2 separate regions of the Homo sapiens genome follow, and region 1 is linked to region 2. A link is an interaction called in ENCODE POLR2A ChIA-PET data of the cell type or tissue named here. Cell type or tissue: OCI-LY7. All regions are shown on one strand. Links, peaks and the distances in the headings refer to the core of each region. The heading gives the core; the rest is flanking DNA. Region 1 holds the start of LINC00427 (long intergenic non-protein coding RNA 427). Region 2 has its middle 8.6 kb from the start of LINC00426.

Region 1 (16,671 bases), core at 3,221-11,220, 64 kb after region 2:
CGTTTCTCCTGGGTGCCTATTATTTCATGGTCAGGATGGGACCTAGATAGCGATGTAGCTGTTAATTCAGTTCTCAAAGTCTCTGTTATGATGTTTGTGATCAAATCCAAGAATGCACAGCTCAAGGGTGTGCCCACAAGCCAGCAAATAACTGTCTGGGTTCGTTTTCCCAAGCTCCTTTCTCTCTACCATCTCCCTGGCACTTTCCAGTTTCCCAGGATTCACCTTTTTGGCTATCCATCCAGAAAACTGGAGCCTTATCACCCTGCTCTTCTGTGCACTCACTGTGACTCTGCCCTGTCCAGGACCAAGTGGTGGGAGCCCAGAGAAAAGAAAAAGCATGGTCTTGGGACCATGATTCCTTTGACTGAAGAGGAAGGTCCCGCTTCGACAGCATATTCTGTGCTGTGGGCCTTCCATGCTGTGGCTGCCACTGCCAGAAGACTCTTCTCTCACCTTGAGTCTGAACTAGAAGGTTTATGCTGGAACCCTCCCTGTCACAAAGGCTGCCTTGAGTCCTGTCCAGGGAATACAGAGGGTAAACATGGTAAATCCACAGTCAATTGGTGATACTTTTGAATTCTGGTTTTCTCCCACAATCTACCTGCTACTGTTTACTTTTTCAAGAGTTCTCAAGCAGCTGCACCAAGCATTCTGTCCAGGTGTTATAGATATATTCTATGGGAGAACCAGAACCAAAACCTGTTCCTGGATTTTTGCAGAGCCATTTCCCCAGTATCTCCTTGGTCTGAGATCTGGGGACATTTTCCAGGTTGCAAAGGTAGAATGGATACATCATCCTGAGAGTTTATGATGGCAATTGTTAAATATGTGAGTTTGTATGTTCATGTGTATATGAGTATTTATTAAGTACTGAAAATAGACATTGCAGGTGAATTCAGGCAATATGAAAGCTACAAAGGGGAACCAAATCCTTGTTTCCAAACTGGAGTGGTGGTCACCTCCTCATGTTCCTAAACCACTGCAGAGGGGAAGAGAGCTTTTTCCACCTGTTCAGCAGATACAGTACTGTAGGTAACAGCTTGCCAGCAGACCTATTGTTCTATTGGGCAAATATAATATTCTAGCCATGGAGCTGTCAGCTCTGCATCAACTTGCAGGTACCATCGAAACCTTTTTTTCTTTTCCTTTTATTCATTTCTTCTTCCTGCCCCTTGTTATGGAGCAATGTGATGTTAGGACACACATGATTAGATCTAGGTAACAGAAAGTGATGGGTGGAGTGTTGATGAAAAGGAATGAGGTTCTTACGTGTTGTAAATGTTGTGATCCAGGCTGGGGCAATCTTTAGGTTGGGGGTGGGAGTTGCAGTGCAGAAAACCCTTGATTGATAAAGATATAGATGTGCTTGCCAATGTCACCCAAGGGATAAACAGCTTGCCCGCCATAAAATCTCATTAGTCCTGCCAGGTGAATGAAGAAATGTAAAGATGTGTGGCCCCAGTCTAACTAAAGCCATCATCTCAAGAATGTCTCAGCAGTGTGTTATGGGTCTGTTTGAAGATTTCAATTTACCTGTAGTAGGTTTGCTTTCTTTCTTTCCACTAGAGGAAAACATTCAGCTTGTTTTATTGTTTTGGATTCATTTTCAGAGGACCAAAAATATCATAGCCCTCTCTCCAAAAAAAAAAAAAAAAAAAGTAAAAATACCAACCGTTTGACTGTCCTCCCCAGCACACACACAATCTTAAAGGAGATTTCAGTTTGTGCAACAATGGGTCACTTTTGTGGATGTACAAGTTGAATGAGATAGTTGTGAATTCATTTGTGGTGGAAAAACATGCTGAGAATTTGAAAATGTCTCTGAAGAAAAGACATTGTATTATATTTTCCTTTTTGACATATTTGGTGAGTATAAGAAACATCATCAATTCTTTCAACAAATGTTTACTAGGAACCTCTGAATGCACGGTCAGTGTTAGGAGCTACAAGAGATGTAGAGGATACACCAAGAGCAAGGGCCTTACTCTCTCAGAGCTTCCAATCTGCCTGTAAAGACGATATAGTTGTAGGTGGTGTTGTCTGAGTGTTCACTCAGTTGCCAGGTCAGAAAGCTTGGCCAAGCTTCAGCTTCACTGGTTCCTCACTTCCCATATTCAATTGGTTGCCAAGTCATCTTGATCCTATTTCCAAAATGCTTCTCAAATTTACTTGGTTTCCCTCCTCCTACTGCTGCTGCAACTCTATCAGGCTTTCACTTACTTCAATTGCCCAGATCATAGCAATTTCCTTCTAACCAACCTCCAATCAAGTCATGTATCTGGTCATGACTTTTCCCTATTCAAAATTTTTTCATGGTTCTTTATTATGTCCAGAATAAGGCCCACAGCTCCTTAGCACATACATTATTCTGGTCCAAACTTCCTCTTTCATGTCTGTCTTCCACTGGACCTGTAACATGAGGTGCTCTCTGAGAAGACCACGGATTTGCCCACTCCTATGCCTTTGTTCTTGTTATTCTTCTGCTTATAGTCCTCTCCTTTTTTTTTTTCTGCCAAGCAAAATCAAACTTGTTCTTCAATACAAGGTCAAATGCTGCTTCTTCAGTGTGGCCAGTCACCGGTTATAGCTCCCATTTCTAGGCTCCTGTAGAACTTTGTTTAGGTATCATTTATTCATACATTCATTTGATGTATTCATTAAGTAATACTTTATTACTGGGCAATAGACTAGCTGCTGAGAATGCAAAGGTAAGACATCATTCCTGGCCTCAAGGGACTTAGTCTAGTGGGGAGATGAATTTGAACATAATAAGCATATGCAATGAGAAAAGATAGTGGTTATAATGGATGTGTGGACAAAGGTGTGTGTGTGTCTATGGGAGGTCCAGCAGAAGCAGCCACTAAATCTGCCTAGAGGAACTTCCATAGGACACAGCATTTGAGCTGAGGCTTGGTGGTCGGTTAGGGTTTTCCTGGTAGACAAGTAGAGGCAGGAGATTTCAGGTAGAAGAGCACAGCGAAGGCACTGAACCATGCAGAGCAAGGCACCCGAAGAAGGAGAGTCCACATTCACAGGTGCAAAGCGTGAGGGCAGCTGTAAGGTTTGTAAGGCAGCATACAAGACAGATGCCGAAGCAGAGGCTGTGTGACTCCATCCAGAGACGATGACCAGGGAGGGGTTCCTGCAATGTGTGGGAGGTTAGACTAACTGCTGGGATTAGATTCCAGGAACAAAAGCATCTCAGAAATATGTGTGCTTAAAAAAAATGTAGATAAGGGCTGGGCGTGGTGGCTCACGCCTGTTATCCAAGCACTTTGAGAGGCCAAGGTGGGAGGATCACCTGAGGTCAGGAGTTCAAGACCAGCCTGGCCAACATGGTGAAACCCCACCTCTACTAAAAATACAAAAATTAACTGGGCATGGTGGCAAGCGCCTATAATCCCAGCTACTCGGGAGGCTGAGGCAGGGAGAACTGCTTGAACCTGGGAGGCGGAGGTTGCAGTGAGCTGAGATTGCCCCACTGCATTCCAGCCTGGGTATCAGGGAGAGACTCCGTCTCAAAAAGAAAAAAAAAAAAAAGTAGATAAGTCTGTTGGAACCATTTTTAATTTAAAGGGTACTCTCGCTCCCCCAAATGACAGCAGTACTAATCATATAGCAACATATTTGTTTCTGAGTGCTTAGACCAATATGTGAATTAAATTAATTCTTCCCACTCTTTTTCACTACCTTCTCTTTATCTTCTTTCTTCCTTTCCTGGGAATTACTGTAAGATAGTACTTATGGTATATATTTAACTGATGTTGAATTTTGACTGGAAATAGTAAGTCTAAAATCTAAAAATAATTAGAGGAATATTCCATACCTATTACTATAAAAATCAACTAAATCTATCTTATTTTTAGCCATGTGACTCTTCATTATGTTTCTGCTTCCCACCCGATGTGGACTACGGCTCACACACAGGCGTGCACACACACAGAGCTTCCCCGTTGCCGATATAAAACACAATTGCTAGATTCCTAGCCCCATCCCCACTGATTTGGGAGGAGGCAGGTGAAGCTCAAGAATGTCTAACACAGGCTCCCAGGTGACGCCCAGGCTGCCAATCCGGAGACCACTCTTTGAATCACATTTCTCTACGTGCTGCTATCTCCATTATTAAACTCTAAACATATGGATTAGAGAACACTAATCCATATGTTACTTGCTGAGTTGAAAGGCATTTTAAGAGGTTATCTAGACTAATCATCACTTTGAGCTACTATCCAAGGCTACTCCAATGAGGTGCCAAGTAAATGCAGTTAAATGTAGTTTCAAGTCCCCGTCCTCATAGAGATAGAACTTGGTTGTTCTGGGTATCACATTTTGTTAATCTTGCATAAGAAACAATCCCGTGACACAGTATATGTTATCACGCATATAACAAATGACACATGAACTTCCAAACCACAGTAGTTAATGCCTGGGGACAAAGGTAACTGGCTAATTGAGCTTCTTTAACTTGACTTTCAAATAATTGCCACCTCTCTGTATCCTCAACCATTAAACCTATTTATTTTTCTCATGAACTTTACTGAGGACTGATTTAGGTACAATAAGTTGCACCCATTTAAAGTGTACACCAGTCTAACTTTTAAAACTACTAAATTACTAATGACTTATTAATTTAAAATTATTCATCAATATGAGTAAAAATATTTTTAGAAAGCCTACACAACTGGAAAATACTACATGCTTTTAGAAGGAGGGAGACATATGATTTTCTATTTTTGGAATCTATCGGGTACACATGATAGAAAGGCAAGTGGGAGTAAATGGAAATCAGGATGAGACTGTCCACAAGGACCTTGGAAAACCTTGGAGGTGCATCTGGCATCTGGTGCTCCTGAACTTGGCTTGGTGTGCTCAGATAGCAAAGGCTGCTCTGGGAGGATTTGGGCTGTGAGAATGGAGCGAAGGGGATGAGTCTTTGTCATGCTTTCACGGCTGTCTGTCACTTCCTTTATGTTCCCAATGTCCCCACCCTGGTAGGCCCCGTCTGAGTTATACCTAGATTATTATTAAAAACCATCAGCGTTTCTCCTTGACTCCTGTCTCTCCCCATATAAACCTATATTGCATCTGTGTTTATGCCACTTTCCAACTAACAAAACTTCAGAGACTCTCAGGGTGAAGTCAGAATCTTCCCTCTGGCATTTGAACCCCTCAACTGCATAACCTGTGCCTCATCCACCGATGTCACCTAATTTCAGAGGCAAATCACCTGCGGCAGATGAACGGCTCTGTTGACTTGCTCTTACCTTCATGTCTTCCTGCCTGCTGGAAAATCCCTTCATTTTCCTTACCTTTATTTCATGGTCCAAATGAAGTTCTCTATCAACTTCATGCACACAATGGAGACTTGATTCCCTCAGAATTCCCTCTCCCCATTTTTCTAGTTCTCACCTTCTGAACTACTCGTTTTATACATAATCATGAACTGCTTTGGATTTGTGTTTAATAGTTCATGGGCATATGTTCTGTCTCTCAAGTGGAATATAAACTGCTTGAAGGTCAGGGACCATGCTGTGGAATACTTCTTGGATTTTAGGATTGTTAAGTAATTACAGTAATAAAAAAGATACCTTAATGTATAACTAAATGTCTTGAGACTTTCCACATAAATCCATGAATCTGAAAACAATCTTTTGTTAGACCATGTATCTTGTTTTTTTTATTTTAAAAATATGCTATTTTTATAGGCACTAAGGGAATGCAGAGTAGTGACAATAATGATGAACATTTATTGTGTTTTTACTGAGTGTTGTGCACTTTCCTCAGTGCTATGCTGTGCCTTAATCCTCCTGACAACACACAGAGACTGGTGCTATTATTATCCCCATTCTATAGCCACGGAAACTAAGGCACAAAGGGTGAAGTCATTGGCAAGGTCAGAAAGCCAAACTTGAGGGAGCTGGGCCTGGTGCCCACCAGCTTAACCACAGCACACACTGCAACTCATTCATACGAGAAACACACGAAATGTAGGCTGTGTTGAGAAATAAATAGCAGAATTGTAATTAGGGGCCAGAGGAAAAGGGTGTGAAGACCATGTCAAGATTTATGCCTGTGAGATGGTGAGTAGGAACATGTCCTCTCTGTAATGAAGGTGTTATATTCTAATAAACGCAGGAGAAGGAAGAGTTCATTATCGGTAGGATCTATTTTTAGATCCTTTTTCTTATGTCATTACGAAGAAAATATAAAGTCTCCCATTTGATTGCTCTGTATATGACAGGTCTGATCTTTTTTTTTTTTTTAAGATTCTCTATCTAAACTGTATTTTCCTGAGTGTTTCCATTAAAAATCTCCTTTTCAAGCCCAGCAAATGTTTAATCTTTTCTACTTTAATAGCTGGAAATTCTCCCTTGGGGGTCGTAAGCTCTTTAAATATTTTTAGGTTGCCAGATTTCTTCTGTCGGCTCTCCAGGAAGCCAATTTTGTTCCTAAGAGTAGTCCAGCTCTGTCCTTTGCACACTCACTGCATCACAATAAAATGCTGCCTAATTACCGCCTTTGTGGGATCCCAGAGGTGTATTTGTCTCCAGGCTATTGCTGCGGACTATAAACTCTTCTCAGATGAGAGATAAACCTCTTCATTATTTAAGCCTCCAGGTCTGGTAACAGGAGTTTACTCCATACAAATTGTTTCCAGTCTTGTAAAAGAAGTGATCAAATGAGACATGCAACTCACCTTGAGATAATTTCTAAAGGGAGTAGTTAACAGAATCTTTCTTCTGGGTGGTGCCCAGTTCGAAAGGGATACTGAAAAGTCAAATCCTTTTATTATCTTGTGTCTTCATTTCTAGTTGGAGAAGGGAGTTGAGAGGTAAACAGATGAGGAAGTGTTACTTCTCCTGCGAAGACATAAAGTCTAGTATACTCTAGTGGATATTTTCTTCTAACTATGGCTTCTTTAAGAAATTTGAGTCAAATAGCTAAACCTATGTTTTTACTAGAAACTATTTTAATAGATAATATATTTATATTTATAAAATAAATGTATGCTTATTTGGCTTAACCCTAAAGTGAAACATCATATAAAACATGTATAATTTGTAGACACATTGGAATTCAATGGAAAAATACATTATTAAATAATGTATGATTATTTCCTTATTATCCATGGGGAAAATTACAGAATTGGCCACTCGTCGGCTACGTGCTTATCCTCTGAGATTTTTTTCTTTTAAAATAGGAGGTATTCACTTTTCTAATCACCGTGAATAGGAAGTCCTGTGGAATGTTTTCAAGGGGAGCTTAGTGGAGGAACAGTGATGGGGATGGGGGGCTCTGTGCTGCTCAGATTCTCGCTGTGTGCACCATCTTATCTGTCAACAGTGGCAGTTCAGGAAAAAGGGCAGCTATCTAAGTGATGGTGGCATTTAGAATCTTTGTGGTTTGAGCTCTCAGTCCAACTCTTGGATTTCTCTCCCAAGTGACCTCAGACCTATTTGACTTACGTACTACATTTCTGGAAAAAGCAGATGGATTTTTCCAGAACCACAAGCTGTGTTCTTTTAAAACTGTGATCACTTTCAGCAGCCACTGAGATGTACAAATAGTCCAAAGAGCAGTGGTTGCCAACCTTGGCTGCATATTAGAATCACTTGGGAAACTTTAAAAAAATACTGGTGCCCAGTTCCTCCCCACCAGATTAAATTTTAATTGGCCAGGGTGGGACCTAGACACCTGCATGTGTGAAGCTCCCCAGGGGATTCCAGTGTGCTACAACTTAGAGAATCACTGCTCTAAAGACATGCTGAGAAGAAAGACCTTCCCCTTCCCTCACTGGCTGGCTGCTTGTGCACCTTTAGACATGGTAGCAACAGGGGTGTTATACAGGTGATAATAAGCTGCAAAATTACTGAATGGCTGCAATGAAAGGCACTGTCAAAGCAAAGAGGTTATAACGAGTATTACTCTTATTATTTTATTAGAAAACATTGCTAATACCAGACATCTATGGATTACCAGCTCAGTTATGAAGCACTTTCACATATACCACCTTTTTTGTCCTCATAGGCACCCTGTGAGGCAGAGAGGGAAGGTATGATTATGTACATTTTTTTTTTTTTTTGAGATGGAGTCTTGCCCTGTCACCAGGCTGGAATGCAGTGGCCCGATCTCGGCTCACTACAACCTCCACCTCCTGGGTTCAAGTGATTCTCCTGCCTCAGCCTCCCGAGTAGCTGGGACTACAGGCATGTGCCACCACACCCAGCTAATTTTTTTGTACTTTTAGTAGAGACAGTGTTTCACCATATTAGCCAGGATGGTCTTAATCTCCTGACCTTGTGATCCGCCCGCCTCGGCCTCCCAAAGTGCTGGGATTACAGGCGTGAGCTACCGCGCCCGGCCGATTATGTACATTTTTTATAAGTGAGTAAATGAAGGTCAGAAGGTTGAATGGGGCCAAACCTGGTGGCTCATGCCTGTAATCCCAGCACTTTGGGAGGATCCCTTGAGCCTAGGAGTTCAAGACCAGTCTGGGCAACACAGCAAGACCCGTCTCTACAATAAATTTAAAAAATTAGCCAGGTGTGGTTGGCACACATCTATGTAGTCCCAGCTATTCAAGAGGCTGAGGCAGAAGGATCGCTTGAGCCCAGGAGTTCAAGGATGCAGTGAGCTATGATCGTACCACTGCGCTCCAAACTGGGTGACAGAGTGAGACCCTGTCTTTTTTTTTTTTTTAAAAAAAAAAGGTAAACGACATGTCCAAGATCATACACCTTAATAGCTGGCAGACTTGGGGTTAGAGTCCAAGTTTTTTTGTTGCTATTCCCTTTCAACAAATTGGCACTATTATACCTTAGAATCCCAAACAGTCCTAGTCAGTTGCTGTGTGATCCACAGTTGTTTAACCTCTGTGAACCTCAGTTTCCTCACCTACAAAATGGGTATAATACTTGTACCTATTTTACAAGGCTGCTCTGAGCTCAAATAAGCTGAAAAAAGATAAAGCGTCTCACAGACTATAAAAATAGATACAAATATAAGCTGTTGCTATTATTATAACTAGTAGGAGAAGGCAGTAGTTTGAGAGAGGTCATGTTATTTATGATGCTGTTATCCTGCTCTTAGGATTTTAAATTAAGCCCAAAACAAGGAGAACATATCTTATTCTTTTTAATATAGTCTGCATTTGTTTTTGACCTAGTTTGTTTATTCACTAATTCAACATCCAGGGTTGCAGAATTGACCTGAGCAGACCAGGCTTCCGAGGGTCAAAAAAGCGTCTGAAGGAGAGACACTGAGTGCATTCTGGGTTCACATTCCCCTCCTCTACTGCATTCCTGAATTTTCTGCCTCACAGCGGCATCTGAAGCAGTGGCTGTATGTGTCCTTAACCACCCTTCAAGTCCACAACATGTCATATTACCTCATTTTGGCTCCCTGGGACTATTTTGGAGGACCTGAATTAGTCATGTGGGGTACTTGATTAAAAATCACTTGAACAGCCCTTTTCTTTTGCTCAACACTGGGTCTCTCTGTTTGAGAGCAGACCTGGGTTAGAAGAGCAATGCCTGAGGTTTCTCTCGTAAGAGATGAAAATAGGGAATCAGTTAAGAAAAAAAGGCCGGGCGCGGTGGCTCACGTCTGTAATCCCAGCGCTTTGGGAGTCTGAGGCGGGCGGATCACAAGGTCAGGAGATCGAGACCATCCTGGCTAATACGGTGAAACCCCATCTCTATTAAAAATACAAAAAAATTAGCAGGGCATGGTGGCAGGCGCCTGTAGTCCCAGCTACTCAGGAGGCTGAGGCAGGAGAATGGCGTGAACCCGGGAGGCGGAGGTTGCAGTGAGCCGAGATCGCGCCACTGCACTCCAGCCTGGGCGACAGAGTGAGACTCTGTCTCAAAAAAAAAAAAAAAAAAAAAAAAGAAAAAAGATGAAAGAAATGGGTTCTTTAAATCTCACTTTCATCATTCAATCCACTGTCAGTGAGACATCTGATGGTACTTAGTTGCAGATATAAAGAATCCTCATTTATAAGTACAGGTCATTTTATACCTATTTTTTTTCATTTAGCACTGTCAAGTTCCACTATTTTTTTCATAATTCTCTCCAGCACAGTGCTCTATGTATAATAGATCTTCAATAAATGTTATCAGGAACTTCTTTCTCTATTCTTAATCTCTATGACATTCATTCATTTGTTCATATAAGAAACATCTATTAGGTTTTGACTTTATGTCAGGCACTATGCTAGGGCTGGGGATACGAAACTGTAGAGACCTACTCCCCATTCTTAAGGAACTTGTCTAGTGGGAAAACAGAGAAGTGAACAGATGATTCAATTCAGAGTAAGTGCTGTGATGGTGGGGGCACAGGGTTCTATGGGGCACATGGAAAGAAGACTGGGGTCAGGCAATGGGTTCCAGAGGCAATGCCTGAGCTGATTCTTGAGGGGCAAAGAGGAGCTGGGAAGGTGACAGGTACAGTAGGGGAAGGTGGGTATAGGCAGAAGGAGGACATGTGTAGGCACAGAGGTCTGGGAGCATAAGGAGGCAGAAAACAAGGAAGAGAGAGCAGGCCAGGTCACCATGTACTCTGCACTGCATCCTGCAGGCTGTGTTTGCTACACCTACTAGTAGTTCATGAATTAAATGTAAATGAAATAGGATAGAGAACATCAGAGCACAGGACAGTAACAGGACAGTAACTGAGGCCCTCAGTCCAACAACCTGCAAGGAACTGAATTCTGGCAACCACCATGAGAGCCTGGAAGCAGATCCTTCCCATGTCAAGCCTTCAAAAGAGATCCCAGCCCTGGATGACAACCTTGACTGCAGCCTCATGAGACATCCTAGAGCAGAGAAGTCACTAAGCTGTGACTGGATTCCTGACCCACAGAAACTGTGAAGTAAATATGCATTGTTTTGAGCAAGTTTGTGGTAATTTGTTATGCAGCAATAGATAACCAACATGCAGCCTAATTTATATTTGACTTCCTCTGCTTCCTTAGCTTCAGCCTTACATTCCTGACTTGACAACCCTCATACAGTGACACCTACATCAAACCCAAATACGCTTTCATACATTCACACTCATCAGAGCAGCAAAAATAGAAATGTCAGATAATTCCAAGATATGATGAAGTGGGAATTCTCTTACATTGCTGTTCTGACAGTACATGAATACAGTTACTTTAGGGAACATTGATGAAATCTAGGAAAACTGAAGATGAACCCTTTGCTATCTATCATTCTACTTCTTGGATAAACTCTCCAAAACCTTTCACACATACGTACATGGAAATATTCAAGAATGTTTATTGTACAACCTTTGGTATTAGTGAAGGATAGAAATAAACTAGTCATCAAAGGAAACAGATGAATGGTATTATATGGTTACGGCAATTAAAATGAGTGAACTAAATCTATTAATGTATAAATCTCAGAAATATATTGTTGAATAAAAAAAGGCAACCTCAAGAAAGCATAGTATAACAACATTTATAGAAAGCTTGAAAATATGCAAAATGATATTATGTAATGCCTGTAATATACAGATATGTAATAATAGTAAAAGAACATGAATCCAAAAATAACATCAAAATCAGGATGTGGTGAGTACCAGGGTTTCTTTTTTGTTATGCAACTCTCTATAATTCTTTTTTGTGTTTTAAATTAAAAAAAACTAAAATGCTTTTCTGTCATGAAGGTGTAAATCCTGGAACAGATCGAGAAGGAAGAAACATATGGTTCTTCCAAATCTTATGTAATTGCCATACTTACTTTATTTCATCTTAACTTCACTTTCAGACAGTAAGAACAGGTAACCAGTAATTTGGGAAAAAGGGATCAAGATGAGGTTGAGTAAGTGCTGTTAGAATCCTTTATTGTCAGTGATGATTTTTTTGGAAATGTGAAAATTGAGGTGAGACTTGAGAAAGGAGTGAGGCAGACCAGCGAACATAAGGAGAGAATATCAGGGAGAATCAGATGATGAACAGTTTGCTTGAATAGTTAACCATTTAGGAACGATTCATGTAAGCCAACGTTTATGATTTTGTATCATTTATGCACATAAATCACAAAGATGACCTCAAATGCATGAGAAACAGGAGGGAAGAAAGGAAATGGAATTTTCCTCCAAAACTCATCACTCTCAATTCTCTATAGTGGAAGTAGAACAGACTTAAGAAAAATAGGAAAAGAAAGGATTTCAGACATGGGAGGGGCCCTGGAGAGGGCTTGCATCTCCTTAGAAGGGGAAACGGGATCCCAGCTGTACTGCTCCTTTTTCATTCATACTTGAAATGTTCTGTGGTTGGGGTTGCCTGGCACAACGCTGTCTTCTATGAATAGAAAACCTGATCACAAGCTGCTCTTCCTCTGTGACATGCCACCTACATTGTAACATGCTTCAGTGGGTAAATCAGAGGATGACATGCTTTTCAATTCACTAGAAGATTCTCTGCATGGCACAAACGAAGTAACTCTTGCCAACATTTGCCTGAGTAATTCACTTTGAGTTATGTATTCTTCTACCAAATGCAAGGTCCTAAAACAGTTAGGTGAAAAAAGTGTTGCTAATGTCTTAGTATCTAGCAGAGTATCTGCAATGACTTACTGCAGTGCTCAATGAAAATACTATTCCTCCAGCTATCACAGATGACTATATATCCATTCATTGAGTTATGTGCCCACAACACTCCAAGTGTTACAAATCCACTTAACAGCCTCAAGTCCTGGGTTTTCTGTTCATATTTCTGAATTAGCATAAAGAAATGCAAAATCACAAGCAAGGAGAATCCTCATAGATCGCTGCCAAGAGGTTTTGTGTTTATCTTGGCATACATAAGAAATATTTTGAGTTCCTGAAATGTGGAGCAGTTCTTTTTATTAGGAATATGTGATTAAGTGAGTTTCACTTCTAATGGGAGACTGAGGCATAAGTATAGTAAGTTCACGAATAAAATAGAGCAAAAGCCTCATTTTGACTGGATAAGGCAAAAACATAGGTATTAGGTATTAGTATAAGGTTCTTCATTTCCTCCTCTTGTCTACTAGCTCTTTGGATTACATGAGAGAAAAGGCAGCATCAGAGAGAGAAAATTGACACCTTGAAAATCCACCTTTTAAATCCTTCTCTTCCACTCAGTCAAGTTCCATTTCACTGTATGAGGTCTCTGGTAGTAGTTCCCGGCTTTCTTCATCATTAACTTTCTGCTTCCTCTCACTTGCTAATAACGAGTAAAACTGTAACAAGTAAAGAAGCTGAATTTCTGCATATCTGAGAGAGGACAGATTCCATATGGGTTCAGGCCATACTCTGATGGACAACTGCAGGCTCACCGCTAGTGATCCCTACAGGTCAGGCTGTGACTGGGGTCCAACAGTGACAACTGCTATAGTGGAACAGGATCTTTGCTTTTCATGGACCTGAAATCCAGAGTACCTCTACATGTTAGGACTGGCCCCTTAGCTGCATCTCAGGTCATCTGGCTATTTAAGAACTCCCAATCCTCTAAAGCAGTGTTTCTTAAACCCTTTTGATGGACACTTATGGCAGGAAGTACATCTTACTTAACAATCCATATTAGTCAGGGTTCAGTCAGGAAAAAAGAAACTTTAAGTAGGTATTTTAAGAGCAAGAATTTAGCACAGGGAATTGATTAGACAGATGTTCAAGGACTGAAAAATTAAAAAAGGAACACTGGAGTAATACATAGGTTATAACTGCAAGAAGCAGCTCCCGCCTGAAGGGCTGGAGATCAAAGGGAGGAGAGGAGGTTGGGGTTTGTAGGAAAGGCCTGTTGAAGCTGGGGCACAGGCTCCTGAAGAGGGACACTGTCTGGCTGCTGCTGCAGGTAATGCTTTGGGGAGGAGGGAGAAGAGATGCGATGAGGCTGGTTGAGATACAATAAGAAGCTGGAGACAAGTAAAACTGCCACCAGGCTAAAAGTCTGTGGCAGGAGTGATGCTGCCAAGCATAGCAGGCTGTCAGGAAGGAGCAAGTTGCTTCCCTCTCCTCCAGCCTTGTGCTCTTCCTCTGGTCCTGCTGTGCTGCCCCAGCCTCTCCACCCAGATGACAGAGGAGAAATGTGGTTTGCACAATTCTAGCCCCACCAACACAAAGCAGAGGACAGAGGGTAGGTTTGAAGCTGAAAGATGACAGCTCAGTAACTGCCATACGATACTTGACCCTAACCATGCACATACCCTCTGGATTTCATTTTCTACCGCATTCTATTGCATTCTACTTTACCCTACACTACCTTACCTTATCACTTTTTAAATATGACAAAGCCGGAAGAGACCCATCACATTGACTTCATGACCTACTAATAGACTGTGACCCACAGTGAGGAAAACTCTGCTCTAGATCTTTACGGTAAGAGGGCCTGAACGTTGGAATTCAGTGCTACTTACATACTGAATTCCTTCCACAGCAACAGCGACTTAAGGAATTACCTCCCAAGGTACTCCTCCACTGAATATGTATGGGGGCCCACAGTTATAGGCTTCAGGGAAATTTATATCAAGAGGCTGCAAATGTCCTGCATAGTACTAGAAGAGGGAGAGCTACCAGATAAAGGAAGTTTTGCTAAGGGGAAAAGATAAAAGAACTACCAATCAAAAACATTTATTGTGCCCTTATTATATGTAGAGTATTATGAAGGTGTTTTTGAGAATACCCAGAAATACACGTTGGAGGAGCTTGAAATATAGTGAGAAAAGACAAAAAGCCAATGAGTAAACAATACTGAGCAGCCACTCAGCAGTATGGTCAGCTGTCAAGGGAGTGAGATTGGCAGGAAATATTCTGAGCACAGAGCAGGGTGATATGACTGAGCAGGAATGATCTGGAAAGGTTTCATGTGAAGGTTTGTTTTCAGAATACGTAGACCTTAGATAGGGTAAGGCGCTGGTATCTTAGACGAAGAGAACAGAAGTAACAGAACAAGTTAAGGAAGAGTGGGCCTGCTTGTGCAGTGCTGGAACTTGTGGATCAGAACTAGCAAGAGAAATTGGAGCATCACCCACGGCCAAGGCGGAAGCTTGCAAATGGAAAAGGTGTAGTGACTGAACCTTGGCAACTATCCTCACATTTAAGAAGCAGGTAAAAGAGCTGGTGAATAACATAATGAAGTCTGGTTGGAAAGCTCTGAAGAGATCCAAGGTCAAGGACCCACCAAGGAGGGTAGTCAGCAAAGTCAAATGCCAGAGAGGCCAAGAACTCTAAGAACTGAGGAAAGACCTCAACTGTAAACCAGATGCGCTGTAAATGAGGGTGGTGGCTCTTGACCACACTGCCTGTGTGGATTAATGTGCTACTACTTTCAGCTCCATCTTTTGGATTTGTATAGGGTGTTTAACTATCACTTGAACAGGTCCAAAGTATCTGGTGAAAACAATAAACTATGGTTTACTATCGGTCCTTATTCGTTCCTACCTGTCCATAGCCATGCGAGGCATTTTAAGGCTGTGCTTCAGTGGCTTGTGGTCTTCCCTCCCGCGACTGCCCACCTCCAACTCACTTTTGTGACAGCTTTTGTTTGTGCTGCTGTCATCCATTCTCAAGTGGCCTGTCCTGCTGAGCTGATTTTCTGGGATCCTGGCTTCACAAAACAAGGAGCGTTATGCATTGGGACCTTGTCTTTGGAGACTTCGTCATGGCTGTAGGCTGCACTACAACCTTGGCCAGCTGCCTTGCAAAGAAAGACAAGTGATCGGTCACAAGGGAAACCAGATCAGGGAGAGATGGATCCGGTGAACCTATCATCCCTACTACAAACATGTGTTCAGCTGGTAGCAGATCAGTAACATCTTCTCCAGGAGTAAAGGAGAATTTATTTACATGCTCATTACATATGCAGAGTTGTGACCAAATTGCTGCAGGTGACAGGTCCAAGTTCCTATAAGGATGTCCTATGGCTTCATACCAGACTTTGTTCCGGACTTCATCTCTTAAGTGCTGTCATTTCTTCTGTACAAGCTATGGTTACTTTGGTTTCTTTTCTTCCTCTTAGACAGCAGATTCCAGCTATTATCACATAGCTTCCTCATTTATACTAGAGTAAACCATTATTATGGATGTAAGAAAATGGGTTTCATAAGTGAACCCACTGTGAAGGTAGCCAGGACAGGTGTATTAGTCCGTTTTCATGCTGCTAATAAAGACATAACCAAGACAGGGTAATTTATAAAGGAAAGAGTTTTAATGGACTCAGTTCCACATGGCTGGGGAGGCCTCACAATCATGGCGGAAGATGAAGGAAGAGCAAAGGGGCTTCTTACACAGTGGCAGGCAAAAGAGCTTGTGTAGGGGAACTCCCATTTATAAAGCCATCAGATCTCATGAGACTTATTCACTACCATAAGAACAGTACGGGTGAAACCGCGCCCATGATTCAATTATCCCCACCTGGCCCTGCCCTTGACAGGTGGGAATTATTACAATAAAGTGAGAGGTGGGTGGGGACACAGCCAAACTATATCAACAGGTCATGTACGTAAGCTGCTTAATATTTATTGAGCAGCTACACTGTGGACTGAATCAAATAGAATATGAGGATACATATGTGAAAAAATATTATTTTAATAGCTGGCTCCAGAGTTCCTCTTGGGAAGTTACTTTGTGTAGGAAAAAACTTTGGTAAACAGTTTAGGAATGGCAGGTAGCTATGAAGGCACAGATTAGGAGATGGAA
Region 2 (16,671 bases), core at 3,921-11,920:
GATCATGGCTCATTGCAACCTCTGCTTCCCGGGTTCAAGTGATCTTCCCTCCTCAGACTCCTGAGTAGCTGGGACTACAGGTGCACATCACCATGCCCGGTTGAATTTTTGCATTTTTAGGAGAGCTGGGGTTTCACCATGTTGCCCAGTCTGGTCTTGAACTCCTGGGTTCAAACGATCCATCTGCCTTAGCCTCCCAAAGTGCTGGGATTACAGGCGTGAGCCACAGCACTTGGCTGTTTTTTTTTTTTTAATGATACAGATAAATATATTTCTGCCCAAATTCTTCAGATAACTTTGCCAGCCTCCAGGTTTGTTGATCTGGAGACAGTGCACTGCAGATCAACTTTAGAATCTCCTTGCTTTTTTTTTTTTTTGAGACAGGGTCTTGCTCTGTTGCCCAGGCTGGAGTGCAGTGGCATGATCCTGGCTCACTGCCACCTCTGCCTCCCAGGTTCAAGCAATTCTCAGCCTCCCAAGTAGCTGGGATTACAGGTGTGCACCACCACACCCAGCTAATTTTTGTATTTTTAGTAGAGATGGGGTTTTGCCATGTTGGCCAGGCTGGTATGGAACTCCTGGCCTCAAGTGATCCTCCTGCCTCGGCCTCCCAAAGTGCTGGGATTACAGGCATGAGCCACCACACCTGGACTCCTTGCTTTTTATAGGAAGTACAGAGCCCATCTCCTTGAGAACGTCCATGATTGTCAACAAAGCTGTGCTTTCCCGAGAAAGGTCAGTCACCACCAAGGACTGGGATCAGGGTTCTTGGCTGCAGGCCTCTTGGTCTAAGGTGTGTTTGCTTTGCTAGTACAGGGTGTTGAGGTGTTTTACAAACACGTTTAACTCCATCATGCCCATGAAAGGGTTTATTAATGTATTCAATTACAAATGAGAGAGTGTTGTTGTTGTTGTTGTTTTAATAGAAAACAGTGACAAAGTAACGAATGCTGCCCTTGGTTATGGACTGAGTCATTCAACATTAGGAAAGGTTCTAAAGGACAAAGGGTAGTTGTGTAATGTATAAAAGCTGCCTTACCTCTGTAGTCAACAATCATCAGCAGTGGATAGAAAACACAGTAGACAAACCCCAAAGGATTTAAAGCGCCATGGCTTGAAGGCAAGACATCCACAGAGTCTACCAGCCCTGTCCGGGAGAATGCCAGCTGTTTGCTTGAAGACTTCGAGCCTAGGAGTGATGAAATGTTTGCCTCAAGCCACGGATATTTCCTCTATATAAGGCGCCTTTGAATTTGCCTGACTTCAAAGCGGAGTGGAGGTTGTGAAGCTGCTAAGGAGATTCTTACAATACTTGCAGATGTTATCTGTCCCAACGGAACTTTCAATGTAGAAAAAAATGGATTTGTTAGGGGAAAACATGCCTGAGAGTGCATTCACCAGTTCAGAGGAGGAGCATGTGCGTGAATTGAAAACATGCCTGTTTGGTGGAAAGAAATCTGAGGGCTGAAAGCTTAAACCCTTCCTAGGCAACTGAACTAACAAACAGTGCACTTAAGAATGATCTTTCAGGACGTAACCTGCTTTTACGTGGAGGAGCTTCTGAACATGAAGAATCTTGCTGCCGCCTGGCAGCTACTTCGTTATTTCTCCACAAATGTGACATGTCAGCTCACATTTGTAAACATGGGTCTCGTTTTTAAAATTCCGAGGGCATAAGCAGATGGTATAGTTGCAGCCTAGACTATATGATCCCGTAATCTTTTGGAGATGATAAAAGAGTGGCTTCCTTAGAGGTTTTAGCTCTGCAGAGCAGGAGCCGAGAGCAGCTCAGAAGAGCACAGGAAAGCAGGTTTGACCCCTGCGGCGATTTACTTCCCTTTCCTCTTTCCTTTTCTAGTCCGGCAAAGTCTAAGGCCTTAGAATTCTAGCCAAACCTACTGGCTGAGGCAGAAGAATGAACAAGAAGCGTCAGCCAGGCCGCTGGCCCAGGCACCAACTCACAGTTGCCCAATAGGATTGAGCTCTGGGGCCGTTTACAAGTCCACGTCATTCCTGTATAAACCTTAGAAGTTTACTGAATAAACCTTAGAATAAGGATATAAGATGACTTATTTTAATATAGTATGTGTCTTTGGAAAATTTTTTATTTTGAAATAACTTTAGACTTACGGAAAAGTAAAAATACTAGACAGGCTGTTTATATATCCCTCACTCGGCTTCCCCTAAGGTTTACATCTTACAGAATGTCAGCACTATAGCACAATGGTCAAAGCCAAGAAAGCAGCTGTGGTAGAGTATGACTAACTAGACTACAGGTTTACTTGGAGTTCACCAGTTTTCCCTCTAAGTCTTTCTTCTGTTTCAAGATCCAAGTGAGGGTCCCATAGTGCATTTAGTCTCTTCAATCTGCAACAGTTCCCCAGTCTTTCCTTGTCATTCATTATTTTGTCACTATTGAAGAAAACCAGTTTGTTATGTTGTAGAATATCCCTCTGTTTGAGTTTCTCGGTTGACTTCCTCCTCTTCTTCTCCTCCTCCTCCTCCTCCTCTTCCTCCTTCTTCTTCTTCTTTCTTCTTCTTCTTCAACAGAGTCTTGCTTTTGTCACCCAGGCTGGTATGCAGTGATGCAATCTCAGCTCTCTGCAACCTCTGCCTCCCGGGTTCAAGCGATTCTCCTGTCTCAGCCTCCTGAGTGGCTGGGATTACAGGCGCCAGGCACCACACCCAGCTAATTTTTGTATTTTTAGTAGAGATGAGGTTTCACCATGCTGGCCAGGCTGGTCTTGAACTCCTGACTTCAAGTGATGTGCCTGCCTTGGCCTCCCAAAGTGCTGGGATTACAGGCGTGAGCCACTGTGCATGGCCAATTTGTTCCTTTTTATTGCTAAATAATATTCCATTTTTTAGGCACTTCAGGTTATTGCTGCCATTCTTTCATAGTGCCTTGAATTAGGCCTAGAGTTATTATTATTATTATTATTTTTTTTTGACACAGAGTTTCACTCTTGTTGCCCAGGCTGGAGTGCAATGGCACGATCTTGGCTCACTGTAACCTCTGCGTCCCAGGTTCAAGCGATTCTCCTGCCTCAGCCTCCCGAGTAGCTGTGATTACAGGCATGCACCACCATGCCCAGATAATTTTGTATTTTTAGTAGAGATGGGGCTTCACCATGTTGGTCAGGCTGGTCTTGAACTCCCAACCACAGTTGATCTGCCTGCCTCAACCTCCCAAAGTGCTGGGATTACAGGCATGAGCCACTGTGCCCGGCCGGCCTAGAGTATTTCAGAGGAAAAAGTGAGACACACACTGCTGCTTTGGTGGCACTTTGGATTCTCCTTTTCCTCAATCTGCCTGCTACTATTTACCTCCCAGAAATACTATTTACTCGCCGGGCGCGGTGGCTCACAGTGTGAGATTCTGTCTCAAAATAAATAAATAAATAAATAAAAGACTGTTTACTTTCCTTTATTTTTTTATTTATTTATTTTTTTGAGACGGAGTCTCGCTCTGTCACCCAGGCCAGACTGCGGACTGCAGTGGCGCAATCTCCGCTCACTGCAATCTCCGCTTCCTGGGTTCACGCCATTCTCCTGCCTCAGCCTCCCGAGTAGCTGGGACTACAGGCGCCCGCCACCGCGCCCGCCTAATTTTTTTTTGTATTTTTAGTAGAGACGGGGTTTCACCTTGTTAGCCAGGATGGTCTCGATCTCCTGACCTCATGATCCACCCGCCTCGGCCTCCCAAAGTGCTGGGATTACAGGCGTGAGCCACCGCGCCCGGCCTCCTTTATTTTTTTTAATTTAAACATTTTAAAAATGTTTATAGAGACACGGTCTTGCTGTGTTGCCCAGGCTGGTGTCAAACTGCTGATCTCAAGTGATCCTTTGCCTTGGCCTCCCAAAATGCTGGGATTACATTCTGTCCAGGTTTTTATAAGTGCAGTTGGGAGAGCCCAGGTGGAGTGTGGGTTTGCCCTCCTACTCAGAATTGGAACCTCTATCCATTGTCTGTTTGGTTTTCTTTTTCTTTCTTTATTTTGTTTGTTTTGTTATGTGTTTTGTTTTGTTTTGTTTTTTGAGACAGGGTCTCCCTCTGTCACCCAGGCTGGAGTGCAATAGTGTGATCATGGCCCACTGCAGCCTTGACCTCCTGGGTTCAAGTGACCCTCCCACCTCAGCCTCCTGAGTAGCCAGAAGTACAGGCATGCAACACCACACTCAGCCTTTTTTTTTTTTTTTTTTTTTTTTTTTTTGTAGAGATAGGGTCTCACTATGTTACCCAAGCTGGTCTTGAACTCCTGGGCTCAAGAGATCCTCCGCCTTGGCCTCCCAAAGTGTTAGGAGTAAAGGCTTGAGCCACTGCACCCAGCCTCTATTAGCTTTTAAATGTCTGAAGTCAGTGTGTTTCCTGATCCTTTTAATTGACTTATTTTCTCTTTATGAAAACCCGTAGGATTTTTTTTTTTGGACATTTCTCATTGATGTTCCTTGGTGTGATTCTATTTTCATCTACTGTCTTGGGCACTTGGTGAGCTTTTCATTCTGGAAATTCACGTCCTTCTGTTCTGGGCAAACTTCTTGATGAATTTTGTCGATGGGTTTCCCTCGATTTCTCTTTTCTCTCTTCCTGAGACTCCTTCTATTATTTAATGTCAGCCCTCCTGGACTCATCCTCTCCTTTTCTCTTTCATTTTATAGCTCTTTGTCTTTTTCCTCTAGCTTCTGGGATACTTCCCATCAACTTGATTTTCCAGCCTCTCTATTTAATTTGTCATCTGTATGCTCCTGTTTTTAATTCTCAAGAGCTCTTCTAGCTGTTGCTGTTCTCTGTGTGGGTTTTTTTCTTTCCTTTTTTATGGATCTTTTGTCATCTCTCTGAGGATATTAATTATTTTGGAGGAAGTTTTCTTCTCCCTGCATACACTCCAGTTTGTCTTTTTCTTCTGTTTGTTTTGTCTGTATCTTCAAGAAAAAGAATTGAGAACCAAAAAGCTAACTGGAAGCTTGGAGCTCAAGGCAGGGTTTGTTGCCTGTGAGCTTCACTGCAGGGTCAGCTGGCGGGCTGGACCATTTGTTGAACAAACCTAATTTCAGTATCTTCTGATGATTTCTCTTGAGCTGGTCAGATTCTCTGGAGCAGAATTTTAGTCTCCTGCCTGGATGCTTAAGATCTGGCCATCAGTGCTCTGGGAGCTAAGCTGGGGGAAGAGGGCCTGGGGGTCTCATCACTCAGCATCCACTGTGTATACAGTCATTTAATCTTCTTGGTTTTGACACGGTACTTTCAGCTTCCCAAGTCCAAATACTTCTGTTTTGCACTCGTAAGAGAGTGAGATGTGTAGACTATGAAGGGGTGGAGGCAAAGAAGCTTCCAGGTGACAAAGAGACAGGGAAGGAATCTCGTTGTATCTCTGGGGTCGCCACCCAGTCCTTGTTTCCACCACCCTCTTTGAACCTCCATTTCCAGAGGTATCTGGTGCTGTTAGGTACCAGGTACCTGAGCTTTGTGAAGATTCTATAGTGAATAAGTTTATCCTTAGCTTTATTAACCACCAACTCCAGGCCTGTTAATTTGTGTTTTCCTCATTTATCACTTATAGAGGCTTCCTAGCTTCTATTCCTTTGTTGCTACTGTCTCCTGTCCCTCCTATTTTTGTAGGATATGTCTTTTAGAAAATTTCTATACTGCAAATTTAGTGTGTTTTGGGAGGAACTACATTAGGTGTGTGTATTCATTCTTGCATCCTAAAGTGGACGTCTAAAATGCATTTTTTTGAAATTACAGAAATCATAACTTGACTCTACAATGGAATGTGGATGCCACCTTGACTTTGCTAGGCCTCGGGTGGACAAGTGACCTGTAAAAGCCACACAGCTAGTTATTGGCAAAGCAGCCATAGAACCCAGGACTCAACTTGCCTAACTCTGTTGGTTCTATATCGTCACAATGCTCTTTATTATCATCATCAAATACACTTTAAAAAAACACTTCTGCTGGGCACAGTGGCTCGAGCCTGTAATCCCAGCACTTTGGGAGGCCAAGGAGGGGTGGATCACCTGAGGTCAGGAGTTCAAGACCAGCTTGACCAACATGGTGAAACCCCTTCTCTACTAAAAATACAAAAATTAGCCAGGCGAGGTGGCACACGCCTGTAGTCCCAGCTACTCGGGAGGCTGAGGCAGGAGAATTGCATGAACCTGGGAGACAGGGGTTGCAGTGAACCAAGATCATGCTACTGCACTCCAGCCTGAGTGACAGAGCAAGACTCTGTCTCAAAAAACAAACAAACAAAAAACCTTTTATTATTTGTTTGTTTGTTTATTTATTTATTTATTTTGCCACCACCCCCAGCTAATTTTTGTATTTTTAGTAGAGACAGGATTTCACTATGTTGGCCAGGTTGGTCTCAAACTCCTGACCTCAGGTGATCCGCCCGCCTCGGCCTCCCAAAGTGCTGGGATTACAGGCATGAGCCACCGTGCCCAGCTATAAATAGTTTAGAATGCACAAGAAGTTGCAAAAATAAGTTGCAGACAGTCTTCACTTGCCCTTTCTCCAGCTTTCCCCATGATGTCATCTTATATAACAATATATGTCAAAACCAGGAGCTTGATGCTGTTATAATAGTCTTAAGTCAGGTGCACACTTTCAAGTAACACTTTTGATGTAAAAATGTGTATATTCTGTTAATAAAAAGCCAGAAAAAGACCTAATCTTGGCCAGGCGTGGTGGCTCACGCCTGTAATCCCAGCACTTTGGGAGGCCAAGGCGGGTGGATCATCTGAGGTCAGAAGTTCGAGACCAGCCTGGCTAACGTGGTGAAACCCTGTCTCTACTAAAAATACAAAAACTAGCTGGGCGTGGTGACGGGCGCCTGAAGTCCCAGCTACTCTGGAGGCTGAGGCAGGAGAATCGCTTGAACCTGGGAGGCAGAGGTTGCAGTGAGCCGAGATCACACCACTGCATTCCAGCCTGGGTGACAGGGTGAGACTCTGTCTCAAGAAAAAACCCAGTCTTTTCCTATTAAGAAACTTACCATCTAAATAAACATCTAAAGATAACTTGCCAAATAACAAAACCCAAGTACAGGTCCAAAATATATTTTAGGGCATTCTTTCAGAAAAGCAAGAAGTGGGAGAAAGGAGAATAGGCTTTGAAATCAGACAAATCTAGGTCTGAGTTGAGCCTTGCTATTGAAGATTTCTGTGTCCCTGGGCAAGGCATTTCCCTGATCCTCATCTGCTTGATTGTAAAATGAAGAATATTACTATCTACTCTTTAAGATTGAGATGGTACATATATATCATACATATGTATATTAACTGCCTAGAACAGTGATTGGCACATAGTAGATATTTAATAAATGGCCAACATAATAAAGATTAATAAAATAAGAATCCCTAAAGTCATAATTCTCTGGTTGCTTGTGTAAGTTCAAGTCCTGCCAAAAGGATAATGTTTGTCTTACTGCAGTATCAGTTCACAAACTGCTCAGCTCCAGCCCAGGTGAGGAGGCTTGCTCCTTCCCCAAATTCCCCAATTCCACATACAAGTCCAAAGGTCTCACCCCACACAGGAAGCTTTCATGACAGGCACAGTAGGAGTGTTCTGGTATTTAAAAGCACATACCAATTCCACATTGAGCTTTAGTAGACTATCTGAATAAAAACACAAGTTAATGTTTGAAGTAGCAACTTGGGGCTTGCAAAGGCCTCCATCGGTCCTTATGCAGATGGTTGTCAGATAAGCCCTGCTTCCCACCACACCTGGTGCCCCGCCTGCCTGACTCTGGCTTAAATTTCCTGCCCTTGGCACTAACCGGAAAGCACTCACAAAGACAGCAGCTGCTGGTATGGTCCCGTGGCAAGGAAGGCACTCCGCCCAAAACCTGCCTTCTGTTTAAGTTGCAAAGCAATGATTGTCCTGTGGGGGTGGGAGGTCTCGGTCAGTGGGGACCAACAGATGGCCCTCAACCAGACTGGACAATGTCCTCATTTGGGTCCATCCAAGTAGCCTGATGGTAAAACCAGACCAGAGGATAAAGAGAAAGCTACTTTTTGATATGTAGCTCTTCTCCGTTCCTATCGCCTATGATGAAAGAATAACTTTCAGGCCTTTCTTTATGTCTCCAGCCCCATTCTTTCCTCCACTTCCCTCCCAAAATCATGTTGCCTTCTGCCTGTTTAATTTATCTGTGTTTTTTATGTTTTTATTTTTTAAAACTATTTATTTATTTATTTATTTATTTTGAGACAGAATCTCACTATGTCACCCAGGCTGGAGTGCAGTGATGTGATCTCAGCTCATTGCAACCTCTGCCTCCAGGTTTAAGCAATTCTCCTGCTCCCAAGTAGCTGGGATTATAGGTGTACACCACCACACCCAGCTAATTTTTTTTTTTTTTGTATTTTTAGTAGAGACAGGGTTTCACCATGTTGGCCAGGCTGGTCTCAAACTCCCGACCTCAGGTGATCTGCCCACCTCGGCCTCCCAAAGTGCTGACATTACAGGTGTGAGCCACTGTGCCCTATTTATATGTGTGTTTTTAAAGGTGTTCAGCTATAGCTTTTGGTAGTTTAATAGAATTGCTAGTTAAAGAAAATCTCTCTTGTATTAGTCACGTAATTCACATAAACCAGAATATCCTAAGGAAATTCGGCTACATCTCAATTAACTGTGTGGTAAGTAAGTGCTGTGACATAAACAGAAAACACGGCTTGTTATGGGCGAAATTGTTTCCCTTCGAAATCCATATGTTGAAGCCTGAACCCCTAATACCTCAGCTTGTAACTACTATATATTTGGAGACAGGATCTTTAAAAAGGTGATTAAGTTAAAATTAGATTATAAAGGCAGGCCTTAATCCAATCTGACTTGTGTCCTCATAAGAAGAGGCAATTAGGACACAGACATTTCCAGAGGCAAGACCATGTGAAGACACAGGGCCATCTATAACTCCAGGAGAGAGGTCACAGGAGAAACTAACCCTCCCCACACCGTGGTCTCAGACTTCAGCCTGCAGAACTGTGGTGTGATAAGCCTCTGTTGTAGGCTAGGCACAGTGGCTCACACCTGTAATCGCAACACCTTGGGAGGCTGAGGTGAGTGGATCACTTGAGGTCAGGAGAAAAGCTTGGCCAACATGGTGAAATCCTGTCTCTACTAAAAATACAAAAATTAGCTGTGTGTGGTGGAGGTGCCTGTAATCCCAGCTGCTTGGGAGGCTGAGGCAGGAGAATCACTTGAACCCGGGAGGCGGAGGTTGCAGTGAGCCAAGATCACACCACTGCACTCCAGCCTGGGCAACAGAGTGAGATTCCGTCTCAAAGTGTCTGCTGTGTGAACCACCCAGTCTGCGGTACAATTCGATCAATTTTGACATATATCTATGCTCATGAAACCATCACCACAATGACAATGAACATATCTGTTCATCATCTCCAAAAGTTTCCTTATGCACTTTTGTAATTCCTCTCTCCCTTCCCCTATTTCCCAGTGCACCATGGAAACTGCTTTTGGTCCCTGTAGATTAATTTGCCATTTCTAGAGTCTTTTGTAAATGGAACCGTACAGTATGCACTCCTTTACCTTGCATAATTCTCTGGAGATTCATCCAGGTGGTTGTGTGTATCAGTAGTTCATTCCTTTTCAGTGCTGAGTAGTATTCCACAGCATAGATAAACCCAGTTTATCCATCTGAGGTAGGAGACCAGCAGGATTTATTTCCCAGTCTCAGGCAGGAAAAAGTGAAGAAACCAGCGGGAACCAGCAAATGACAACAAAAGCCATCCCTAGCTGTCATCATTGCTCATTAGCATAAGACACTCACACCAATGTCATGACAGTTTACAAATGCCATGACAATGACCTAGAAGTTCCCGTCCCTTTCCTAGAAAGTTCTAAATAACCCGCCTCTCAATTTGCTTTAACTGTCCCTTAATTTGCTTGTAATTGAAAGTTGGTATAAGGGGGTAGAAATACAGTTGCCAACAGCTCATTTCTTGCCAACTCTAGATGCACTGTCTATGAGTTAGCCCTGCTCTGCAAGGAGCAGTACTGTTCAGTACAAGATTGCTGTCTAACATGGCAGCTCACCCTTGAATTCTTTCCTGGGCAAAGCCCGGGCTAAGCCCCAGTTTTGGGGCTCGCCTGTCCATCATCACATATACTTATGAAGGCACCCCTTAAAGGCTTCTTATGGTTTTGTGAGATTGTGAATAAGTTATTAAAAGCATTCATGTACAAGTCTTTCATTGTATGAACATATGGTTTTTTTTTCCTTTTGAAAAAATAACTAGAAGTGAAATGGCTGGATCATGTGGTAGGTGTATGTTTAACTTTTTATCTTATTTTTTTTAGATAGAGTCTCATTCTTTCACCCAGGCTGGAGTGCAGTGGCTCGATCTTGGCTCACTGCCACCTCCGCCTCCTGGGTTCAAGTGATTCTCCTGCCTCAGCCTCCTGAGTAGCTGGTACTACAGGTGTGCACCACCACACCTGGCTAATTTTTGTATTTTTTTTTTTTTGGTAGAGGTGGGGTTTTGCCATGTTGGCCAGGCTGGTCTCAAACTCCTGACCTCAGGTGATCCGCCTGCCTCAGCCTCTCAAAGTGCAGGAATTACAGGCAAGAGCCACCACGCCCGGCCGGGTGTATGTTTAATTTTTTAAGAATCGAACTTTTCCAAAATGGCTATATCATTTTGCATGACCCCCAGCTGTGTATGAGAGTTCCAGCTCTTCTTCATCCTTGCCAATACTTGGTAACTGGTCGTTCTGACTTTAGTCATTCAAATAGATGTGTAGTGGCACATCCTTGCGATGCTAATTTGCATTTCCCTAATGATGTTGAGCATCATTGCTATCCATGCATGTTTTTTAATGAAGTATCTGCTCAATGCTTTTACTTATTGTTTTCATTGGATTATTTATTGTCTAACAGAGTTTTGAGAGGTCAGTATGTATTCTGGATACAAGACCTTTATCACATACATACTTTGCAAATATTTTCTCCAGCCTATGGCTTGTGTTTTCATTCTCTTGATAGTGTCATTCAAAGGGCAGAAGTTTTTAATTTCGATGAAGTCAAGTTATCAATCTTTCTTTTATTGCTTGTGCTTTTGGGGTCGTTTCTAAGAAATCCTGGTCTAACCCAATAACACCAAGATTTTCTCCTATGTTTTCTATAAAAATGTTACAGTTTTCAGTTTTACATTTAGGTCTGTGGTCTATTTTGAGTTAATTTTTGTATATGGTACAAGGTATGAATCAAAGTTCTTTTTTTTTTTTTTGCATATGGATGTTCAATAGTTTCAGCACCATTTGTTGAAAAAGACTGTTCCTTCACTGATGAATTGCTTTTATCTCTTTGTCATATCAGTTTCTCCTATGTGTATGAGTATATTTCTGGACTTTTAATTCTGTTCCATTGATATTTGTGTCTGTCTTTATGTCAATCTGTACCACACAGTCTTGATTACTGTAGCTTCATAGTAAGTCTTGAAATTAGGAAGTGTTAATTCTCTAACTTTGCTCTTTTGAGTGTGCTTTGTAGACAGCATATTGATTAATGCTGTTATTGCTACTTGGAGGTCCTTTTGGGTAAACCTAACTCATTTCCTGTCTTAATCCCCTGTGTGGTTCTTAAGGATTTGTGCCTTCTCCTCAAGCCCCTACCCTGCCTTTGCTCCTCTCATTCTTAGTTCTTGACTTTGCCCCTGCCTTGGCCCAAAAGTTAAAGTCATCAGCTAACGATTCTTTTGAGCTCTTATGCTCCTCTGCTATAAGGTCACCTCCATTTGCACTAATCCTTACCTGCTTGGTTCCTAGCTCAGAGAACAATACCAGTTATAATGACAGTTAGCTAATTATAGTTAACAAATATTGAGTTATTTCTATGGGCCAAACACAGATATGCACTTCACACCATTTCTCATTTAATCAGCATAACATTTCTATCAGATGGAGAGATATTATTATTCTCATTTTACAGAAGAGGAAACAGAGGCAACAAGGTTCATTACTTCATTATCTTTTCCATGGTTTTGTAGCTAGAAGGAGATGGAGCTGGCATTCAAGCCCAGGGCTGTGTGATTTCTGTCCCTCCTCCTGGCCAAAGCTAACAATCCCAGCAGTGCTCACAATTTTGTCCCCACGTAGCTGATGGAGAAGCTCGCTCCATTCATTATCCAGTGTCCCACCCCACCCCCACCCCCATTGTCTCTTCTACTTTCCCTCTCCACTTGCTCCTTTCTTTTTTCTTTTTAAAAGATTTTAGAATTATTTATTTATTTTGAGACAGGGACTTGCTCTGTTGCCCAGGCTTACTAAATTTATCTGGGTCCTTTGTAATTTCTGCATTCATCCTAATTTTTTGGAAGAAAAGTTCAAAGTAGCAGAATGTAGTGGCACAATCATAGCTACTGCAGCCTCAAACTCCTGGGCTCAGACAATCCTCCTGCCTCATCCTCCCAAAGCTCTGAGATTACAGGCATGAGTCACTGCACCTGGCCCTTGCTCCTTTTCATCATGGTGCTCACAACAAAATAAGTATTTTCAACTTGGGCTAAGAAGTTAAAGATATCCAACCCTTTTCTGCAGCCAGGCTTGGGTTCTGCAGCTTCATATGTTAAGTTGTGTATTTGATAGCTTCACCAGAATACGTCGGGGGCACCTCAAACATCAAAACAAAACCTACCATCTTCTCTCCAAACCCGCTCTTCTTTCTGAATTCTCTGTCTCAGCAGATGGCTCTTCCAACCATGCAGTAGTCCAAGCCCAAAACCGGCAATGGAAAAACCCAGATTTTGGTTTCAAAACCCTGCTCTGCCACTTACCAGATAGGAGACTATTGGCCCTCAGTTTCCCAATCTGAAAAGTAGGAATAATAGTCCTACCTCACATGGTTGCTTTTAAGGCTAAGTGATCATGTTAGTTGCTCAAAAATAAGAAATTATCATCATTATCATCATTGTCATTATCATTATTATTGTCATTGTCACCTCGTGATGCTTCCTTGCCTAAGTTCTACAAAAATATCCTGCACCCTCCTTTTAATTCCTTTGATTCTGCTGTTACTTTTGCCAAAAGGTTATCCTGACATTCTAGAGCAGTGATTGCTAAAGTGCCAAATCAATCCTTAGAGATTCAGGAAGAAAGTATTAGAACGTTAATTTATATTCATTTAAAAAAATCTCATCTTTTAGGTTTCTATTTATAATTTTTAAATGTTTAATAGAGTATATATAAAATTTAGAAATAAATATAACTATTGAGGGTGCATGTTCAAAATTGTTGCGAAGGCTAGATTATAAAAATAGTTGGGAGGTCACCATTCTTGGCTGGGTAAGGTGACCCTGTTCTTTTCTTCCCCCAGAATGACATGCTGCTTTGTCATTATTTATTGTCTTCCTTATGGACAACATGAGGACAGCGACTGTGATTCAGTCAGGATGAATCTGCAGACAGCAGGATCCACTCTAGTTATAGTAGAAATGGATTTATTAGAGGTGGATGACTTTCAGCAGAGGTCCCTAAACTTAAGGGCATAGCAGAATCACCTAGAAGGCTTGCTAAAGTCAAGCCTACCAGGTCCCGCCCCCAGAGTTTCTGATTCAGCAGGTCTGGGGTGGGGCCCAAGAATTTGCATTTCTAACAAGTTCCCAGGTGCTGCTGGTCCAGAGCCCACCCTTGGAGAACCACTGGGCTATAGAATGATGTCAAGGGCTGGAGAGGGAGGCTACAGAGTGGGTCTAGGTCCAGGTACAGTCTCAGAACCACACTGCAAAACTGGCTTAGTCAGGTAGCTGCTGTATCTGCTGCTTCCACTGTGAACTCAAAAACCACATTGCCTGTGCTGCAGGCCGGAAAGCTGCTGAACCAGGAAGCTGTGCTGATGCTGCTGACTGCCCCTGAGGTTAGAGATTGACTAGACATAGTGCCACTGTCATCCCTGCTGGAGAAGGTCCGAAGCACCTCCACCTCTGTGCTTCCAGAGGGGCACTGTGGTGGCCACTTAAAATGCTCAGGCTATACCATGCACTAGAGCATCTACCTGGGTAAGCTGCTATTATTATTATAATCGACCTGGAAGATTACTCTGGGGAAACCCTAGTGCAAGGGACTTTGGAGGAAGAGGTCTTTGGTGTTTCAGGCTTTGGTGCACAGGAAATCTTGCTAGGAGGTTGGAGTGGTTTTGTGTGAGGTGAGAGCAATGTCTGCTGCAGACTATTTTTCATGTTGGCTCCTGGTATGGTGCCTGAGCTCTAGGACTTGGCACATAGAAGGCCCTCTTCCTTTTCCTTCCTCAACCTGCTAGTCTCAGCCACTCCCCTGAGCACATACAGTATGCTGAAGTGTTTCAGTGTTTCAAGTGGGCTCTTGAGCATGCTAGGTATCCAGGGAGACCAGAATTCTTGCAGTGACAAGTCCGCTGGGGCTATTTCCATCTAGGAGTCAGTCTCACTTAGCTCACTGGGGATCTAGGTTACATGTGTTTTCCCAGAGTGACCTCCCCCTAACCCCCTTCCCTCCACATCCTTGTCTCCAGAGCCTGGAACCCTGGGATGCCACCTTGGTCTTGAGAATCTCAGGCTGAATCCATTTCTAGGAGGGAGACATGAGATTCTTCCACAAATGAGGTGGGGAGGGGTTGGAGGAAACTATTATTTCTAATACACCCTTCAGGCAACAGGTGCAAGCATAGAGAGTTCCAGCTTAAACTTTAGGATGGTATGACAGTGACAGGCATTTAGCAGAAAGTGCACTTCAGGGCTGGGCGCGGTGGCTCACGCCTGCAATCCCAGCACTTTGGGAGGCCGAGAAGGGTGGATCATGAGGTCAGGAGATTGAGACCATCCTGGCTAACACAGTGAAACCCCGTCTCTACTACAAATACAAAAATTAGCCAGGCATGGTGGCACACGCATGTAGTCCCAGCTACTCAGGAGGCTGAGGCAGGAGAATCGCTTGAACCTGGGAGGTGGAGGTTGCAGTGAGCCAAGATCATGCCACTGCACTCCAGCCTGGGCAACAGAGTGAGACTCCGTCTCAAAAAAAAAAAACAAAAAGTGCACTTCGGATTCTGAAGACTGGCCTTTATCCCACAGGCAAGGGATATGCTGTATGACACTCTCCTGATGCTGGGCATGGCTGTGAGCCAAAGCACCCAGGCAGCCCTGCCATCAGAAGGGTAAACCACGGACACCTGATGCCTTCCTGAAGGAAGAGCACTACGCCTGCCAAACCATCAAGCGTTGATGCTCCAGCGCCTTCTACCCGTGGTTCTCCAGCCTCAGCAGAAGAGAGAGAAATTGATGACCCTGTCGTTGTAGCATCCCCATCACCCAGCAATTAATTTTAGTTCAATGCTTCAAACGCTCTTCAGGCGCAGTGTGCGTTCAGCTGTGTCAGCTAATGGTGAGTACCCGGACAACCATTCTGTTTCACATTCAGTACAGTATTCAATAAATCACATGAGATACTCAACACTGTATTATAACATAGATAGGCCTGTGTTACATTATGTTGCCCACTGTAAGCTAATGTAAGTGTTCTGAGCACGTTTAAGGGAGGCGAGGCTGAGCTCTGATATTCGATAGGTTAGGTGTATTCAAAGCATTTTAGACTTTCAATATTTTCAATTTACAATGGCTTTTATAGGGATGTCACTCCACCGTAGGTCGAGGAGAATATGTAGTCAAGTTGCCTGGTCATGAGCACATTTTAGGTCAAGGTGTGTTTTACGCAGCTTCTAGGGTTTGCTCCTTCCTTTTGAGTTTGAGCCTGGGGGTGTGGGTTGAGGATAAAGAGTAGGTGTGGGCCAGGAGTGGTGGCTCACATCTGTAATCCCAGCACTTTGGGAGGCCGAGGTGGGAGGATCTCCTGAGCCCAGGGGTTCGAGATCAGTCTGGGGAAGGGACGAGACCTTGTCTCTACAAAATTAAAATAAAAATAAATAAATTAGCCAGGCCTGGTGGTGCATGCCTGTAGTCCCAGCTACTCAGGAGACTGAAGCAGGAGGATCACTTGAGCCCAGGACTTTGAGGCTGCAGTGAGCTATGATCACGCCACTGCACTCCAGCATGAGCAATAGAGTGAGACCCTGTCTGTATTGAGAGAGAGAGAGAGAGAGAGAGAGAGAGAGAGAGAGAGAGAGAGAGACACACACAGAGAGACAGACAGAGAGAGAACAAAGAGCAGGTGTGATCGGAGCTCAGGAAATCCTCCCTCTGGTAAGTAGTCTCAGCCTTCTATTGAGGCTGCCACCACAGTGCCATCCACAGCTTTTGCAGACCATGACATACGCAAACTGTTGTAAAATTTTGGCAGTGCTCATAGTCTCAGAGCCAAGCTTTGAAACAGAGAGGCAGCAGGAGACAGTGGGAGGAGGGTGGGATTAGAGACAGAAGGTCTCCGGGTTTGAATCTTTTCTCTCTATTGGCTGGTTGTGTGACTCTTGTCTCAGCTTCTTGGGCTGTACAAAGAGAAAACTAACACCTGCCTTAGAGACTTGTGATGATTTAATGTAGAGTGTGTGACATGTTATTGGATATTAGCAATTGCTGATATTTATAATGAAGAGCACTGGAAGCTGTCACAGTTCTCATAGTTTATTTTGCATTTGCTCCTCAGCATCCTCTGCTCATCTCAGTGTCTGTGTGGTCTTAGTGGGATGCTGACTATATTAATACTTGTAAACTTTACTCATTTTC

What was found. ChIA-PET counts read pairs that join two places held together with the same protein. Peaks named below come from ENCODE experiments on the same cell type or tissue, not always from the same donor. Only the 100,000 strongest peaks of a DNase experiment are listed, where the experiment ranks them.
Region 1: POLR2A ChIA-PET joins it to region 2 with 6 read pairs; 18 of 35 experiments call an interaction of 5 or more read pairs at or near these places.

What each region holds. Positions count from the first base shown.
Region 1 is chr13:30,309,161-30,325,831 of GRCh38, reverse strand. It overlaps LINC00427 (long intergenic non-protein coding RNA 427), which reads left to right and starts at 5,929. Exons shown (of 2, transcript NR_186618.1): 1 at 5,929-6,083; 2 at 9,198-9,462. It overlaps LOC124903145 (a long non-coding RNA gene), which reads right to left and starts at 8,089. Exons shown (of 2, transcript XR_007063742.1): 1 at 6,701-8,089. In OCI-LY7, for the core only: no CTCF peak of the experiment used is centred there; a DNase peak (open chromatin) is centred at 7,721.
Region 2 is chr13:30,374,172-30,390,842 of GRCh38, reverse strand. No RefSeq gene overlaps it. Among named protein-coding and RNA genes, the nearest start is that of LINC00426, 8.6 kb to the right of the region's middle. RefSeq lists enhancers at 13,631-13,690, 13,821-13,940. In OCI-LY7, for the core only: CTCF peaks have their summits at 7,756 and 8,030; a DNase peak (open chromatin) is centred at 7,772; H3K4me3 peaks cover 326 bases; H3K27ac peaks cover 2,023 bases.